Linked DNA regions of Homo sapiens: region 1 is linked to region 2. Evidence: chromatin loops called from intact Hi-C (ENCODE). Cell type or tissue: adrenal gland. All regions are shown on one strand.

The links. A loop is a pair of places that touch in the nucleus more often than their neighbours do. Peaks named below come from ENCODE experiments on the same cell type or tissue, not always from the same donor. Only the 100,000 strongest peaks of a DNase experiment are listed, where the experiment ranks them.
Region 1: a loop joins it to region 2, with 2.1 times the contacts of the local background. A loop is called at or near these places in 19 of 110 quality-filtered maps.

The regions. Positions count from the first base shown.
Region 1 is chr20:32,452,930-32,460,929 of GRCh38, reverse strand. It overlaps NOL4L (nucleolar protein 4 like), which reads left to right. Exons shown (of 11, transcript NM_001256798.2): 6 at 4,535-4,812; 7 at 7,169-7,354; 8 at 7,435-7,626; 9 at 7,924-8,000. Among named protein-coding and RNA genes, the nearest start is that of ASXL1, 99 kb to the right of the region's middle. RefSeq lists enhancers at 1,597-2,512, 2,513-3,428, 3,429-4,344 and silencers at 3,126-3,275, 3,706-3,755, 3,766-4,035. In adrenal gland, a CTCF peak has its summit at 3,795 (motif pointing right); DNase peaks (open chromatin) are centred at 3,109, 3,689, 6,213, 6,848 and 2 weaker places; H3K4me3 peaks cover 1,206 bases; H3K27ac peaks cover 2,134 bases.
Region 2 is chr20:32,333,819-32,341,818 of GRCh38, reverse strand. It overlaps KIF3B (kinesin family member 3B), which reads right to left. Exons shown (of 9, transcript NM_004798.4): 9 at 6,808-8,000. Among named protein-coding and RNA genes, the nearest start is that of ASXL1, 21 kb to the left of the region's middle. RefSeq lists an enhancer at 7,483-7,542. In adrenal gland, a CTCF peak has its summit at 4,723 (motif pointing left); no DNase peak of the experiment used is centred here; H3K27ac peaks cover 1,021 bases.

The DNA of each region.
Region 1 (8,000 bases), 120 kb before region 2:
CGAGCAGGAGTCGCCGAGAGTAGGGGAGACACCATGGCTCAGGGGCCAGAAAGCTGGTGACACCCCTTCAGAGCCCCGTCTCCTCTGGAGCCCTCAGGTTTGATTTGTCGCTGCTGGAGCATGAGCTCCGAGGGTGGCAGTTGCCCCCATCCCCACAGTGGCCCTCTCACTGGGCCCACCTCAGACTGTCACAGGCTGGGCTCCGGGATCCCCAGAAGCCCCCGTTGCAGTCTGGGAGCCTCGTGCGTCGGCAGTGGGTGAGTTATGATGTGAGAAAATGTGGGGTGCAGGGAATTGGGGTTTCCTTTTGAGCTCCTGCCCCATCTCGGGCACCATCCTCACCTTAGAACCGTGTTTTACGGCTGTGGGACCCACTCTGAAAGGAAACGGAGGCTCCAGAAGGTGGAGTAGCCTCTTCCAGCCACTCCGCGGCTCAAACCTGTGGCCTCCCCAGTCGGCAAAACATGGGCCTCAGGTTGCAGGCAGCCCCCAGAGCATGTGGCGCGGGGGCAGCTGTGTGGGGTGGGGGCTGGCATGCCGGGGCTGCCTGAGCGGAGCTGGGGGTAGGCGAGACCTTGGTGTCACTGGGGAAGGCAGGCTTTCGCGATCCATGTTGTCCCTCTGAGTAGGCTCTGTGTGTGCGGCATGAGAAAATGAGATAATGGCAGATAGAGCCTATAAACTAGGGCAAAGGGGCTGTTTTTGGTCTGGGTTCTGTGTGTGTGGTAAAATGTGTGACATAAAATTTGCCATTTTTAAGTGTACACTCCAGAAGCACTGTTATTTCCACAGCTTGTTCATCCCCCAACAGAAACTCTGCACCCTTTAAGTACTAACTGCCCATTCCCAGCCCGTGGAGCCTCACTGTACCTTCTGTCTCTGTGAATTTGCCTGTTCCAGATGCTGCGTAGAAGTGGAATCACTGAGTATCCTTGTCCGTCTGGCCTGTTTCCCACAGCCTCGTGTTTTTATCATCCACATTGCAGCGCTTATCCAAACTTCATTCATTTTCATGGCTGGATACTATTCCATCGTATGAATAGACCACATTTGTGTACCCATTTACTTGTCGAAGTTTTTAAAAATATAAATAATGGGTTGGGCGCAGTGGCTCACGTCTGTCATCCCAGCACTTTGAGAGGCCAAAGTGGGAGGATGGTTTGAGCCTTGGGAGTTTGAGACCAGCCTGGGCAATATAGCGAGACCTGTTCTCTACAAAAAAAGAAAACTTTAAAAATTAGCCGAGGCTGGGCACGGTGGCCCATGCCTGTAATCCCAGCACTTTGGGAGGCTGAGGCGGGCGGATCGCCTGAGGTCATGAATTCGAGACCAGCCTGGCCAACATAGTGAAACCGTGTCTCCACTAAAAATACACAAAATTAGCTGAATATGGTGGCGGGCGCCTGTAATCCCAGCAACTTGGGAGGCTGAGGCAGGAGAATCGCTTGAACCTGGGAGGTGGAGGTTGCAGTAAGCCAAGATCGCCCCATTGCACTCCAGCCTGGGCAGGAAGAGTGAAACTCCATCTCAAAAAAAAAAAAAAAAAAAATTAGCCAAGCGTCGTGGTGTGCGCTGCTGGGGAGATCGCTTCAGCCCAGGAGGCAGCAGTTGCAGTGAGCCCTAATGGCACCGCTGTACTCTAGCCTGGGCAACAGAGCAAGACCCTAAAAAAAAAAAAAAAAAGTAAACCATGTAACTGAGTCGCCAATATTTTAAAATCTGTTTACATAATGGTGCAGATTTCCAGTTTCTTCTAACAGCTTGGAACACTTGGCCATACGAGGTCCTAGCACCTGGTGCCTTACGGGTCTTACCCGCCCAACCACTTCCCTGGCCAGACCAGGGTGGCATCTGAGTGCAGTTAGGGGAGGTTCTGCCCCGGCACTAGTGCCTGTCGATCCCCAGCCAGGCAGCCGGGGGCACAGCCCCGAGGCAAAGGTCTTGGTAGCTGGAGAGTCTGGGCCCCCGTGCCGGGCATCTGACCTGGTAGAGGCTCCAGGAGCACCCTGAGCAGCGTGTCTCTGGAGCTCACAGTGGCGGAGGGCAAGTCCATCTTCTCGGGAAAACCTGATTGGGAGGTGGGTGGTGGGATGATGGGATGTCACTTCTGGGCCTATGTAGGGTGTGGCACTGCAGCCAGCCTTGGGCCTGGTGCCTGTGATGAAGGCAGTGACCACTTGCTCACTGTGTGCCAGGCACGATGCCCACTGAGGAGCAGCCCCTCATTCCAGAGGAGGAATCTAAGGCCCTCCAAGGTCAAGCAAGTGGCCTGTGAGGGTGGTGTCGGTATGTGAAGTCGCACCTGCAAGGTGGGTGAAGGATGGGCCCCCTGCAGCTCATGGGAGCGTGGGTAACCAGCCAGTATGGGTGTCATCCCTGTCCCCCGTGGAGGCTCCTGGACCTCAGGTGCAGGGGCTTCTCTGGTGACAGGGTCTGTCCTGGTGGGGCAGATGGCCCTCACGATGACCCTGGGCCAGGGGAAGGGAGCATGAGGATCCCTGGCAGGGCCGGGCAGCAAGCTGGGGTTGGAGGCGTGAGTGCCTCCTTCCTAGGGACAGTGGAGAAAAGTGCCAGCCTGAAGTGGCAGTGTGGAACCAGACCTTGAAGGCTGGCTGCCATCTGCTCAGCTGGAGGTGTCATGGCAGGCAGATTGCAGAGCTCCAGCACAGGATAGTGAGGCTGGGCTGGGGGACTGCAGAGGTCACAGGACTGAGAGTGCCAGTGGCTGTGGGCCGGACTCTTACTCAGCTACAGGAAAGCATGGGACAGGGGAGTGAGGATTAGGCCTGGCTCTCACAGGTGGGATGTGGGTGGCCTGGGCGCTGGAGAGCAGCCAGTGGGAGCTGCATGAGGAGCTGGTCTGGTTCCCGGGTGGAGGAAAGTGGGCACCCCCATTCTCACAATTCACCTTCCCTGTTACCCACGAGGCTGAGTAAGGCACATCTGTCCCCCAGGAGGTCTGGCACCTTGGTTGCAGTCATTACTTTGTTTCCAGGCCAGCACTCAGTAGGTGCTCAGTAAAAATGCTGGGGAATGTGTTGGCTCCAGACTGGGCGCGAGTAGGCTGTGGGGTCCCGGGGACAGCCAGCGCGGGCCGGGACTCCGAGGATGCAGCCAGTGAGGGGCAGCTATGGGCGGGCTTTGAGCAGAGCCCGGAGCTGCCCTGCGGGAGGATGGAGGGAGTGGTGGAGCTAGGCTGCCCGAAGGAGGACAGGACGCCTGGCCCAGGGGACCTGCTGCAGCCGAGGGGGAGGGGTGCACTGCGCCGCCGTGGCCTCCCATCCCCCTCTGCCCGGCCTGGCTGCATGATGGGCAGCCTGGACCCGCCCCCGGGCAGCCGGGAGGCCAGCAATTGGTTGGGGCGCTAGAGCCGCTCGGTCGCCATGGGGACGCTCTGGAGGTGCGCGTGCCCAGTGCCCAGCACCGGGGACTAAATCTTCATAATCTGCCGGCTGGGAGGGTGGGGGTGGGGTCCGGCGTGACCCTGGCCTGGGGGAAGGGGCGGCAGGGCCCGCTGTGACCACCCCTCCCCCACCCACTCTGGGTGCAGGTGTGGAGCCGCCAGGGTCACCCGTACCTCCCCGGGACCCTCGCGGGTGCTCACCTGACAGTGACCCCGGGAGTTCCCGTGCAGCTTCAGCCTCTGCCGTCTCAGCTGAGCAAGCAGGAGGCCGGGGCTGGGGCTGGGGCTGGGTGGGCAGAGAGGCCTGGAATGTATCTGGAACTGTCTGGTCCCCTGGTTAAAGTTTCCTCCCCCGCGCCCGCAGGCTGGCGGTGCCGCGCTCTTTGCGGCAGGGGGCGCCCTCGCAGTGCTTTGCCGGGGCTGCCCACCCTGAGACGCCGGGCAGGCCCACTCGGGGGCCGCGTGCAGACCCCAGACCTTGCAGCCCCGGCTTTGCACGTCCCAGGCCGTGGGGCCTGCACGGAGCGCAGATTCGGGGGCCACCGTGCCTGTGCCTAGGCTGCCAGGGCTGGGCTTGCTTACAGGAGGGAGTGAATGGCTGGAGGTCACAGTAGAGCCATCCTTCCTGCTTCCGGCAGAGGAAGGAGACATTTGAGGGCCCACCGTGGGCAGGGGCTCTGAGAGCTCGAAGCTGCAAGGCAGTGCCCGGCAGCAGGAGCAGGGTGGGTGGGAGGTGCGGTCCTGGGAGCTGGGGAGAAGGGAGAGCCTGGCCGGGCTTCGAGGGCCTCCAGGGCCCTCTGACAGGCCACTCACTCCCAAACCCTTGGAGCTCGGTCTCCCTTAAGCCTGGACATAACGCTTGCGAGTTTGGGGTGCAGGAAGACCCTCCATGCCCTGCACAGCCCTGCCTGGCCACACCCCTCCTGATGGCCCCTCTGTTCTGGCAGAGGGGACCCTGTGGCTGCCTCAGCTGAGGCTGTGGGCTGGGGCAAATTGCCTCTGAGGTGGGGTAGCAGCACTCACCCCAACCCAGGGACACTCATGAGGAGGACACAGGGTGGGATACTCCGAGGTGGCTGCAGTGGCCACAGTGCCTTGGGTGGGGCCTCACACCCAGGCCTCTCATTCCAGATGACTCCTCCTCTGAGAGTGGCAGCGGCAATGGCTCCTCCACCCTGAACCCATCCACGTCGAGCAGCACGCAGGGCGACCCTGCCTTCCCCGAGATGAATGGCAACGGCGCCGTGGCCCCCATGGACTTCACCACGGCCGCCGAGGATCAGCCCATCAACCTGTGTGACAAGCTCCCGCCGGCCACGGCACTTGGCACAGCCTCCTACCCCTCGGATGGCTGCGGTGCCGACGGGCTGCGGAGCCGCGTCAAATACGGGGTGAAGACCACCCCCGAGGTGTGTGGGGCTGGGGGCTGAGTCCATTTCTTTCTGTAAAGGGCTGTCGCGAGGCGAGAATGAAATTGTATACGCCCAGAGCTTAGCTGGAGCCAGCCCATGTGTGTGACACCGAGCCAGGGTGGTGGCTGTGGCTGGTATGTGTTCGGTTCCTGGTGAAGCTCTGGAATGGGAGATGGCTTGGAGTGTGCCCCCAAGCCAGGCCCCCTTCTCCGAGCCTGTGAAGTGGAGCTGACGGCCCCTGCCTTGGTAGAGGTGGTAGGTGGATATGCATCCCCACAACCCATCCCCCTCCCCCAGAACAGCATCTGCTGGGGATAACAGCAAGTGGCCACTTTCGGCACAGCCAGGTACGAGGCCTCCCACTGCCTGGTTTGTCTGCGTGCCTGTCCCCATTTTATAGGTCGTGCGAAAAAAGGGCGAGGGCCCAGGGATGTGGGCAGTGGAACTCCTCCTTTGACTAGGCTGATGGACGGTGGTAAGGGTGGGCACAGTACGTACCCCTACCAGTGGGCATCCCCCCTGCTTCCTGGGGCCTCCCCCACACTTCCACAAGCTGCCTCCGGGCCACTAAGGTTTCCTGTAGTAGTGCCTCTTCTCCAACCTGGGCCCGGGGGCCAGAGGTGCCTTCCTGGAGCTTACACCTCTGGACAGGCTCTTCTCCCTCTCTGGGCCTGTTTTCTCTTCTGCAGAGAGAGTGGAGTAGGTGCTACTGCCTGCCTCATTTGGAATGTCTCGTGGGGACATTCTGTACCATGGGCTCAGTGCTGAGTTGTTGCTATGTGTCTAGCACAGGTGGCTGGGAGCAGGTTCTGGCCAGAGCAGGCTTTGCCTGGGTCCAAGGGACAGGCATAGCTGCTGTTCCATGAAGGGGGTGAGTTGTGTTCAGCAGCCATTGCCACTGTGGCCACAGGGTACATGGGGGGCCCAGGGAAGTGAGATGAGAGCAGGAACGCCACCAGCAGCTCCTATCTTAGTTTTTTCTCCATCTGTCTGCCCTGGCCCTGGCTCAGGGTTTGGCTGAGGAGTGGCGTGGGAATGTGGCTTGCCTGGGGCCACACGGCCAGTTATGGTAGCCAGCGGGGGCCCTCGGCATCCTGCCCCTATCCAAGTCTGTATGTGGACGAAGAGACAGGCACCAGGCCAGTGACCCTAGGGCACCAACCCCTGCGGGCCTGGTCCCAGGGAGAGAGGCCTGGCGGGGGCCGTGCTGTGGGACCAGGTGCCAGGCAATGCCCTTCTTCCTGGATTTGCTCCTCAGTGAGTGCTGTTCCCTTCCGGGCTGTGCCATGGCCATGCTGCCACATCACAGGGTCTGACCATACCGCCACCTGTTCCCTGAGCCTGCCTTACCTGCTAGATGCCAACCTCCTTGAGGGCAGGGACAGTGTCCCCAGGCTACTGTCAGTCACGATCTGAACGAGTACTTAGGACACATCGAAGGCACAAACTTTCCGAAAGGCAACAGTGGTCCTCAGCCGTCCCAGAGCGGTGCCCCGAGGCAGGGGCAGGAGACAGGTGGTGTGGGAGCTGAGCCATGAAGGATGAGAAGATGGAGGGGCATGGGGGAAAAGAGGGAGCTGCTCCTAAGGAGAGATGGTTGAGGGGCTTGGCCAGGGAGAAACTCGTGGTGGGAGCAGAGGGCTGGAGCCCTTCTCTACTGGAGGACAGGAGACTGCTGGGGGAGGCCGGATCCGGTTCCCTCTCCCTTTCTACCCGCATATTCTCAAGGGGCCACTGTGCTGTCCTGGGTGGGGGGCAGACAGGAGAAGTCCAGCTCAGGAGCTGCGGGAACGCATCCTGCTGAACGGACCTGTCGCCCTGGCTGGCTACCTCGCCCAGCGCATCTGTTCCTCCTCCCGACAGACAGCATGCTCGTTGCTTTGGTGACAGCTCGGTTGTCAACTTGGGGTTGCAGCCCCTTGGGGATCAGGGAGGAAAACCCCGAAGCCAAAATATATCTTGGCACGAGAGGAGGCTGGCGGGTGGTGGGAGTCCTTTCCATGTCTGCCTTTCCCCTGTACACGTGGCAGGTCCTGGTGTTGGCCTCTGCTGAGGAAACAGCTGACACCCTCCTAAGCGCTCAGCAGCCCCGGGAACCAGGTCTCTGCATACACTATTGCAGTCGGTCCTCCCTGCGGCAGCCCAGGGAGGGAGGTGGTAGCATTGCTGTCCCCATTGCACAGATGAAGGGAGCAGAAGAGGGGAGTGACTTGCTCAGGGCCTCGCAGCTATGGCTCTCGTGGCAGCAGGGCATGCGTGCCACCCTGGTCCCCAAGCTCACCGCCTGTAGGAGACCCAGCAAGGGCTTGAGCAGCTGCTTGGCCCAACCCTCTGCCTCTTGCCCTCCTTTTAGTCCCCCCCCTACAGCTCTGGGAGCTACGATTCCATCAAGACCGAGGTCAGCGGCTGCCCTGAGGACCTGACAGTGGGCCGGGCCCCGACGGCAGATGATGACGACGATGACCACGATGACCATGAGGACAATGACAAGATGAACGACTCTGAAGGCATGGACCCTGAGCGTCTTAAGGCCTTCAACGTGAGCACCGGCCGGAAACAGGTGGGGTGGGATGGGGGCAAGGCCAGGGCCAGCCCTTCCCATGGCCCGTGTCTCCACAGATGTTTGTGCGTCTCTTTGTGGACGAGAACCTGGACCGCATGGTGCCCATCTCCAAGCAGCCCAAGGAGAAGATCCAGGCCATCATCGAGTCCTGCAGCCGGCAGTTCCCTGAGTTCCAGGAGCGGGCCCGCAAGCGCATCCGCACGTACCTCAAGTCCTGCCGTCGCATGAAGAAGAACGGCATGGAGATGGTGAGTCCCCCCTGCCTGGCCCACACTTTCCCTCGGTGCCACTACTGACCTCCTGCCACACTCCCAGGATGCCCGGGCCCCTTCACCCAGGGTCTTCCCAGGAGCCCTGGAAGCAAGTACCATAATCCCTGGTTTGCAAATGAGGGAACTAAGGCCCAGAAAGATCACACAGCTCCATAGACTGAGGCGCTGGAGCCCAAACCCCACCCTGTGCCACCCACCCCTGGGGCAGGGTCTCTGCACAAGCCCAGGGCCCCCACGGGCCCCATGCTAGCTCCATCCCCGTTCTGCCTGCAGACCAGACCCACGCCACCCCATCTGACCTCGGCCATGGCAGAAAACATCCTGGCAGCTGCCTGTGAGAGCGAGACAAG
Region 2 (8,000 bases):
AGCTACTCTGGAGGCTGAGGCCAGAGAATCGCTTGAACCTGGGAGGCGGAGGTTGCAGTGAGCCGAGATCATGTCACTGCACTCCAGTCTGGGTGACAGAGTGAGACTCCATCTCAAAAAATAAAAATAAAAAATCAACTAAAATTAATGATGGTGATGGTTGCACAACTGCGAATACACTAAAAAAGCATTGGATTGTATACTAAATGGGTGAATTGTATGTTAAGTGAATTACAGCCACACACCACATAAGGACATTTTGGTTAATGACAGACTGCATATACCATGGTGGTCCCATAAGATTATAATAACATATTTTTACTGTACCTTTTCTGTTTAGAAATGTTTAGCCACACAAACACTTACCATTGTGTTACAATTGCCTACAGTATTCAGTGCAGTAACATGCTTTACAGCTTTGTAGCCTAGGAGCAATAGGCTATACTATATAGCCTAATTGTGTGGTAGGCTATACCAGTAAGCTTGTGCACATACACTTCATAGTGATCACACAGTGATGAAATCACCTAATGATGCATTTCTCAGATGGTCTCCCCATTGTTAAGCAATGCATGACTGTAAATCTCAATAAAGTTGTGTGGGTTTTGTTGTATTTTTGTTTTTTAAAAAGGGAAAAAACAGGCTGGGCGTGGTGGCTCATGCCTGTAATCCTAGCACTTTGGGAGGCTGAGGTGGGTGGATCACAAGGTCAGGAGTTCAAGACCAGCTTGACCAACATGGTGAAACCCCGTCTCTACTAAAAATACAAAAATTAGCCGGGCGTGGTGGCGCATGCCTGTAATTCTAGCTACTCAGGAGGTTGAGGCAGGAGAATCGCTTGAACTCAGGAGGCAGAGGTTGCAGTGAGCCAAGATTATGCCACTGCACTCCAGCCTGGGCGACAAGTGGCATAGGTTGAATTTCAATAAGTTTCAGATCAAAAACCTTGGAACTATTGTTGCTTCTTTTTATCTCCCCTCTCATCTCTGATTATCAGCAGACAAAATAAATCTAAGGCACGTTCCTACTTCTCTGTCCCCACTGCCTGGTCCAAGCTGCCCTCTCTCATCTGCATTACCTTTGCCGGCCCACTGCACCTTCCTCACCCCATCCCCGTGTCCCCAAACCCCCTGCCACTCCAAGCAGTCTCCTCACTTCCCCTTCTGCTACCTACAGTTTGTCTCCACCAAGCAGCCAGAGGGATCCTTTGAGAGCATTCCTGTCAGATCATTTCCCTCTTTTGCTCAGAAGTGTCCAATGGCTCAAAAATAAAATTCACTTACGACTTGCCTCTGCCCACCTTCCTAACCTACTGCCCACTAAGCACACTTGTCCCCTTCCTGTCTCTAAATGCACTCCCACCTCCTTTGCACTCTTTTTTTTTTTTTTTTGAGACTGAGTCTTACTCTGTTGCCCAGGCTGGAGTGCAATGGCGCAATCTCAGCTCACTGCAACCTCCACCTCCTAGGTTCAAATAATTCTCCTGCCTCAGCCTCCTGAGTAGCTGCGATTACAGGCGCATGTCACCATGCCTGGCTAATTGTTGTATTTTTAGTAGAGACAGGATTTCACCATGTTGGCCAGGCTGGTCTCGAACTCCTGACCTCAGGTGATCTGCCTGCCTCAGCCTCTCAAAGTGCTGGGATTTCAGGTGTGAACCACCATGCCCAGCCACACTCTGACTCTTATTTCCTAGAATATTCTGCCTCCAGGTACCAGACACACAGCTTGCTCCCTAATTTCACTCAGGGCTCTGCTCAAATGTACATCTCATCACTCCAGAGATGCTTTCCCTGCCCTCCCAATCCAGCTCAGCCACACCCCAGCTCTTTACTTTCTGACCTGCCTGGTTTTACTTCAGAGCACTCTGACCACCATTAGACACAGCCTGTTTGTCCTTTGACAACCATCTGCCTCCACTATTAGGATGTGACATTCCCTAGGACAGGAGCTGCCTTCTGTATCCCTAGGATCTAGAAGAATGCCCAGTACTTAGTAGATGCTCAAAGAATGAATAAATGAATCTGATGCCAAAGTCCTGGCTCCTCACTGTCCCTGGAATAATCTAGCAGAGGGTGATCACTGCATTAACAAAGCCCCTTATGGAAATCTGTGACGCCTCCTTTGTGCTGTATCTGTGCCACTGCTCACCTTAAATTTACTTATTTGTGAATGGCCAGAATTTCCTCCAGACTGAGAGTTCTGGAAGGGCAGGGTTCATGGCTGCTGTAGCCCATGACATAGAGTCTTGAACAGCATAGGTTATTTAATCTTTTGTTGACTGAACAGAAAAACAAATCCCCAAACCAATGGCAGAAGTTTAATTTCTCTGCTGCCAAATGCAGAATAGGGGCCACCTTCCAGCCCACTGCCCTGAAAAAAGACTAGGCCCCATTCCTAGGGAACTAAGACCTTGGAGTCAAGCTCAAGTGCTCCTTAGAATTCCTTGGGTAGTGAGCTGTGCCAGGGAAAGCTCCTGGCAGAATGCAATTTGCCAACTAAGCCCAGAAAGCTGTGTGAACAGCAGGCAAACTTAAAGCAGGCACTTAGTGAAATTGCTTTCTGTTATCTCAAAAAGAAATAATAGCATGCCAGGCTGGCTTAAGGGGAAAATACTCGAGTGTAAATAGGCTGCGCTTCACTCCCCTGGTCTCCAAAACACACAAAAGCCTCCAAGGGCTCTCCCTCTAACTTGAGCCATGGAGTCGAGACCCTCCCAGCCCCGTTCTCCATCCCCATTCCATCACTCCAGGCCCATCAGATTCCGCAGTCACCAGGAACTCTCCTTGCATTTATTCATGTTGTCCCCTTTGTCTGGCATGCTTGTCCTTCCTTCCTCTGTCACCCAGGCTGGAGTGCAGTGATGCAATCGTAACTCACTGCACCCTTGACCTCCTAGGCTCAAGTGAGCCTCCAACCTCAACCTTCTGAGTAGCTGGGACTACAGGTTCATGTCACTATGCCTGACGAATTAAAGAATTTTTTTTGTGGCTGGACGCGGTGGCTCACACCTGTAATTTGGGAGGCTGAGGCAGGCAGATCATGAGGTCAGGAGATCGAGACCATCCTGGTTAACACGGGTGAAACCCCATCTCTACTAAAAATATAAAAAATTAGCTGGGCATGGTGGCACCAGCCTATAGTCCCAGCTACTCGGGAGGCTGAGGCAGGACAATTGCTTGAACCTGGGAGGCGGAGATGGGGAAAACCACAACGAAGGGCTGGGGAAGGCTTCTCTGAGGAGGTGACATTCAACTGGTTCCTGATGGATGAGAAGGAGTTAGCCGAGCAAAGAATGAGGAGAAAATGTTTCAGGCAGAAGGCATATGGCATGTGTGAAGGTGTGAAGGTGCCAGGCAGGAAAGCACATGGCATAACCCAGGAACCAAATGGAGGCCTGTGTAGCTCCGGCCTCAGAGGACTAGGAGGGCTGTGTGAGGAGAGGAGCCAGGCCTCCTATGCAGCAAGTGCTCTGAATTGCCATCCTTGTGTTTCTGTCTCCCCTCTCCTCAGAAGGGCCATGGTACATCTACTCCCCTCCCTATCTCCAGTGCAGGGCAAGGCCTGGTGCATAGAGGGCACTCAACAAGTGCCTGTGGGCTACACCGTCCCCAGAGATGCGGTGAGCCATCGCTCCCTCTGCCCATTCCTCCAGCCCAACAGCAAGTCCCCAGTTGGCACGCCTAACTGAAGCACCCAGGGACCGGTTAACCACAAGACTAGTGAAAGAAATGGAGGTTGAAACAGGAGCAGCTGCAAGAGCTAGTTACGTCCTTGACAAATGCCACCAACGACCCAGTTGGCAGATGTGACCACCACATGGTCCTTGGAGACCAGAATCTCAGGGTAAGCTTCAATCAGATGGTAACTCTAATATAAGAGGGCCTGCCAAAATCACAGCCCCCAAGACTTAAATTATCAGTCTGAAGTTCAAAATACAGTTTCCAAAATTCAGTAGTTTGTTGATTAAAATTTTAAAAATCCAAAAGATAAAAACAAAGCTGAGTTGGTAGGAATTTCCAAGTTGCCAGGTGCCCCGTCTGTCCTGTATTTCCCCTGATGAATTAGCCTCTGGCCCAACCAAGAATTCTGTCATTTTCTTTTCTTTTTTTTTTTTTAAGATGGATGGATGGAGTTTCACTCTTGTTGCCCAGGCTGGAGTGCAATGGAGCGATCTCGGCTCACCACAACCTCTGCCTCCTGAGTTCAAGCGATTCTCCTCCCTCAGCCTCCTGAGTAGCTGGGATTACAGGGATGTTCCACCACGCCTGGCTAATTTTGTATTTTCAGTAGAGACGGGGATTCTCCATGTTGGTCAGGCTGGTCTCAAACTCCTGACCTCAGGTGATCTGCCCACCTCAGCCTCCCAAAGTGCTGGGATTACAGGCGTGAGCCACCGTGCCCAGCAAATTCTGTCATTTTCAAGAACACACTCACAGTTCTTCAAATCCTACTTTGAATTCTTGCTTTCTGGGTAATGGATTCTGAACTATTCTAAACTAGTAATTACTGAGGCTAAGCCAAGCTGTTTCTTAACTCTTTTTGGAAGGGTGGGGAGTAAACAGACATTACACATAGTTTGAAAGCGTCTTATGAAGAAACACAATTATGAAACGTTTGCCCGAGTCGCACAGGCCACTGTCCCCTTTGTGCTCTTTACATTTTTTGTTGCTATCTTTAAAGTCCTAGACTGTAATCTTTTCTACAGTTCTCCATGCTACCCTCTAGTGAGGGTAAAAAGGGACTGCAGATACCTTCTTGTGAAATTTGAGTTTGTTCTGCAAAACCCTCGCAAACACTGTTCCCCCATCCCTTCACAAATGCCCTTCCCTCCTCCTTGCCCAGCTAACTCCTGTCCTCTAGATCTCACTGTAACTGTCATTTCTTCAAAGAGCCCTTTCCTACTTTACCCACCCCATCTAAATTAGGTCTCCACTCTCCTTTTATAATATTCTATTATATTGGCCACACAGGGTGGCTCACACATATAATTCCAGCACTTTGGGAAGCTGAGGCAGGAGCATCACTTGAGCCCATAAGTTCAAGACCATCCTGGGCAAAATGACAAAATCCTATCTCTATAAAAAATTTTAAAAAATTAGTCAGCCATGGTGGTTCGCACCTTGGTCCGTTACTTGGGGGACTGAGGCAGGAGGATCGTTTGAGCCCAGGAGGTCGAGGCTACAGTGAGCTATGATCACGCCACTCACTGTACTTCAGCCTGGGTGACAGAGCGAGAGCTCGTCTCAAAACAAAAATAAAAACAAAAACCTATTATAACTTCATGACATTTGACACAATTCATAATCATATATTTGTGTGCATTTGGTTAATTTAACATTTACCCATCCTCCATCCCCATTAAAGTGCAAGTTCCATGTAGGCAGGTTCCTGGTGTTACGTCTATATATCTAGTGCCTAGAACAGCTTGACACATAGTAGGTACTCAATACACATTACTAAACAGTTAACAGCTTTTCTTTAGGATTTTCTAAAGATGGTATGTCCAATACTGACTTCTAGTTTCTCGGGACACAAAGTGTTCATGGTGTCTTCTAAACACAGTGCCTTATCACAGCAATAACCACATTTTTTTCACGTTTGCTCTATCCCATACTGTACTTGCTGCTTTAAATGTATCGCTGATCCTCAAAATGGCCCTTCAAAGTGGGGATAATCACTCCACTTTACAGACAAAGGCCCCAAAGTTCAGAGAGGTCAATTAAATTCCTCCTAGTCATATGGCTAGTAAGTGGTGGCAATACTAGAATTCAAACCCAGCTTGGAATCCAGGGTCTGTGCTCCTTCCACCCAGTCCCACTTCTCAACTAAGGGGCACAACCCCCCAGGGTCACTCCAGCAGGCCTACGAGCATGGAAATCCAAAAGACAATGTGTGGCCCATTTTTTGTATCTTCTTTTCCTGATGGTAAACAACATAAAATACTTTAGTGTTAAAAAAGGCACAGATCAGCCTGGGCAACATAGAGAGACCCCATTTCTACAAAAAATAAAAAATTAGCCAGGTATAGTGGTGCACACCTGTAGTCTTGGCTGAGGTGGGAAGATCACTAGCCTGTGAGGCTGAGGCTGCAGAGAACCGTGATCACGCCACTGCATTCCAGCCTGGGCAACAGAATGATGCCCTGTCTCAAAAAAAAAAAAAGGCACATATATTTTAAAGTATGATGTATAATAGTAAATTTAAAAGAATTTTTAAAACAAAACACAAAAGTTAAAAGAAATTTCATGCCGTTGCCCAGGCCAGTCTCAGGAACCTCCACGGAAAAACATGAAAAACACTTATTTGTCACTCTATCATTCTTCATTTTGTGTCCTTTTCCTTGTTGCTACATTATTTATTTATTTTTATTTACTTATTTATTTTTGAGGCGGAGTCTCGCTCCGTTGCCCAGGCTGAAGTGCAGTTGTGCAATCTTGGCCTACTGCAATCTCGGCCTCAAGCGATTCTCCTGCCTCAGTCTCCCGAGTAGCTGGGATGACAGGTGCGCACCACCACGCCCGACTCAATTTTGTATTTTTAGTACAGACAGGGTTTCACCATGTTGGCCAGGCTCGTCTCCAACTCCTGACCTGAAGTGATCCACCCGGCTCAGCCTCCCAAAGTGCTGGGATTACAGGCATGAGCCACTGCACCCTGCCCCTTGTTGCTATATTAAATAATGCCAGCATCCCAACTCAATCTTCATTTTCCCACTCCCACCCAGTTAAAATGTTTATTGAAAATGGCAGTGTGTCAGCCACAGGCATGTCATTTTCAAAAGCCTTAGTCATTTATGAGGACACCTTTTTGTAGGTACAATAAATCTGATTGATTTTTATTACACATCTTAGTTTAGAATCACTTTTACATTCCTAGACAAAGAGATGATACAAATAAATATCAATTGTAAAACTTAGAGCCCCAAGTATTGATTGGCGTATTCTTTGTCTAAAGGTAGCCAAAGAGAAGGTCAAGATCAGTAATAACTTCAAGGAGCCATGAAGCCCACTGCCTCCTGCCTGCCCCAGGATCACTCCTTTCATAAATAACCCCAGAAGCATTTCATTCAGGAAACAAGGGCAGGCAGAAAGGTGACAGATTTCTGAACAGTACAAAACAAAGCCTTGCGTGATAGACAATCACCAGGCCCACTATTCTTAGCCAGTTCCCTCAGAGCATTTTTAGTATGGCTTTTAGAGTATATTAACAGCCCCATTTTCGTCCACTGATGGGGTTCAGATGGTCTGAGGTGTTGTCTCCAGTACGCCTCAACCTCAAGTGGGAAATGTGAGGCAGAACTGATATCCATGTTAACAGGGAATCGACACTTCTCAGAAACTTGGCAACGATTCTACATTCAGTGAGGGAGGACTTGTCAGAGTCAGACAGGAAAAGCAGAGAGCGGCCCACGCCCCAGTTGCAGCACTCTGGCGCCCTTGGTCATGGAGGTGTGGGTGGAGCAATTCAAGCAGCATGCAGGCATTGGACGGGAAATAATCCAGCGTTAGGTCAGTCTTAAGAAAGTGCTTCATGCCTATGATTTGTGGCCTTGGGTTCTGAATCCAGGGGTCTGAGAGACATGTGACTTGAAAATATGAAGCCAGATACATTCTCCAGATCAGAGTAAAAGGGGGTCTATTGGGGGTTGCATACACAGTCTCAAACTCCTTCTCCTGATGGTCATCTTAGATCCTGTTAGACTTGCTTTCTGGCTTTGCTAGCTGCTGCCGGCATGAAGGCCCTCAGACGGCTCAGAACATTCTAGGTATGACTAGAGACATGAAAACCTAGTCCCTCAGTGGGCTTGGTAGGTCCTCTACATATTTGGCTCAATGCAGAACCCAAAACAGCAGCTTTCTGGTGACAGCACGACATTCTACAATCTGCTCTATTCAAATATTTATCGGATCCATTTTGAGAGAAGAAAAGCACCAGAGACTGCTTGGAAAGGGACAGCTTCATTTCCAAATGAGTCTTCTTTTCTTTCCACAGACCAC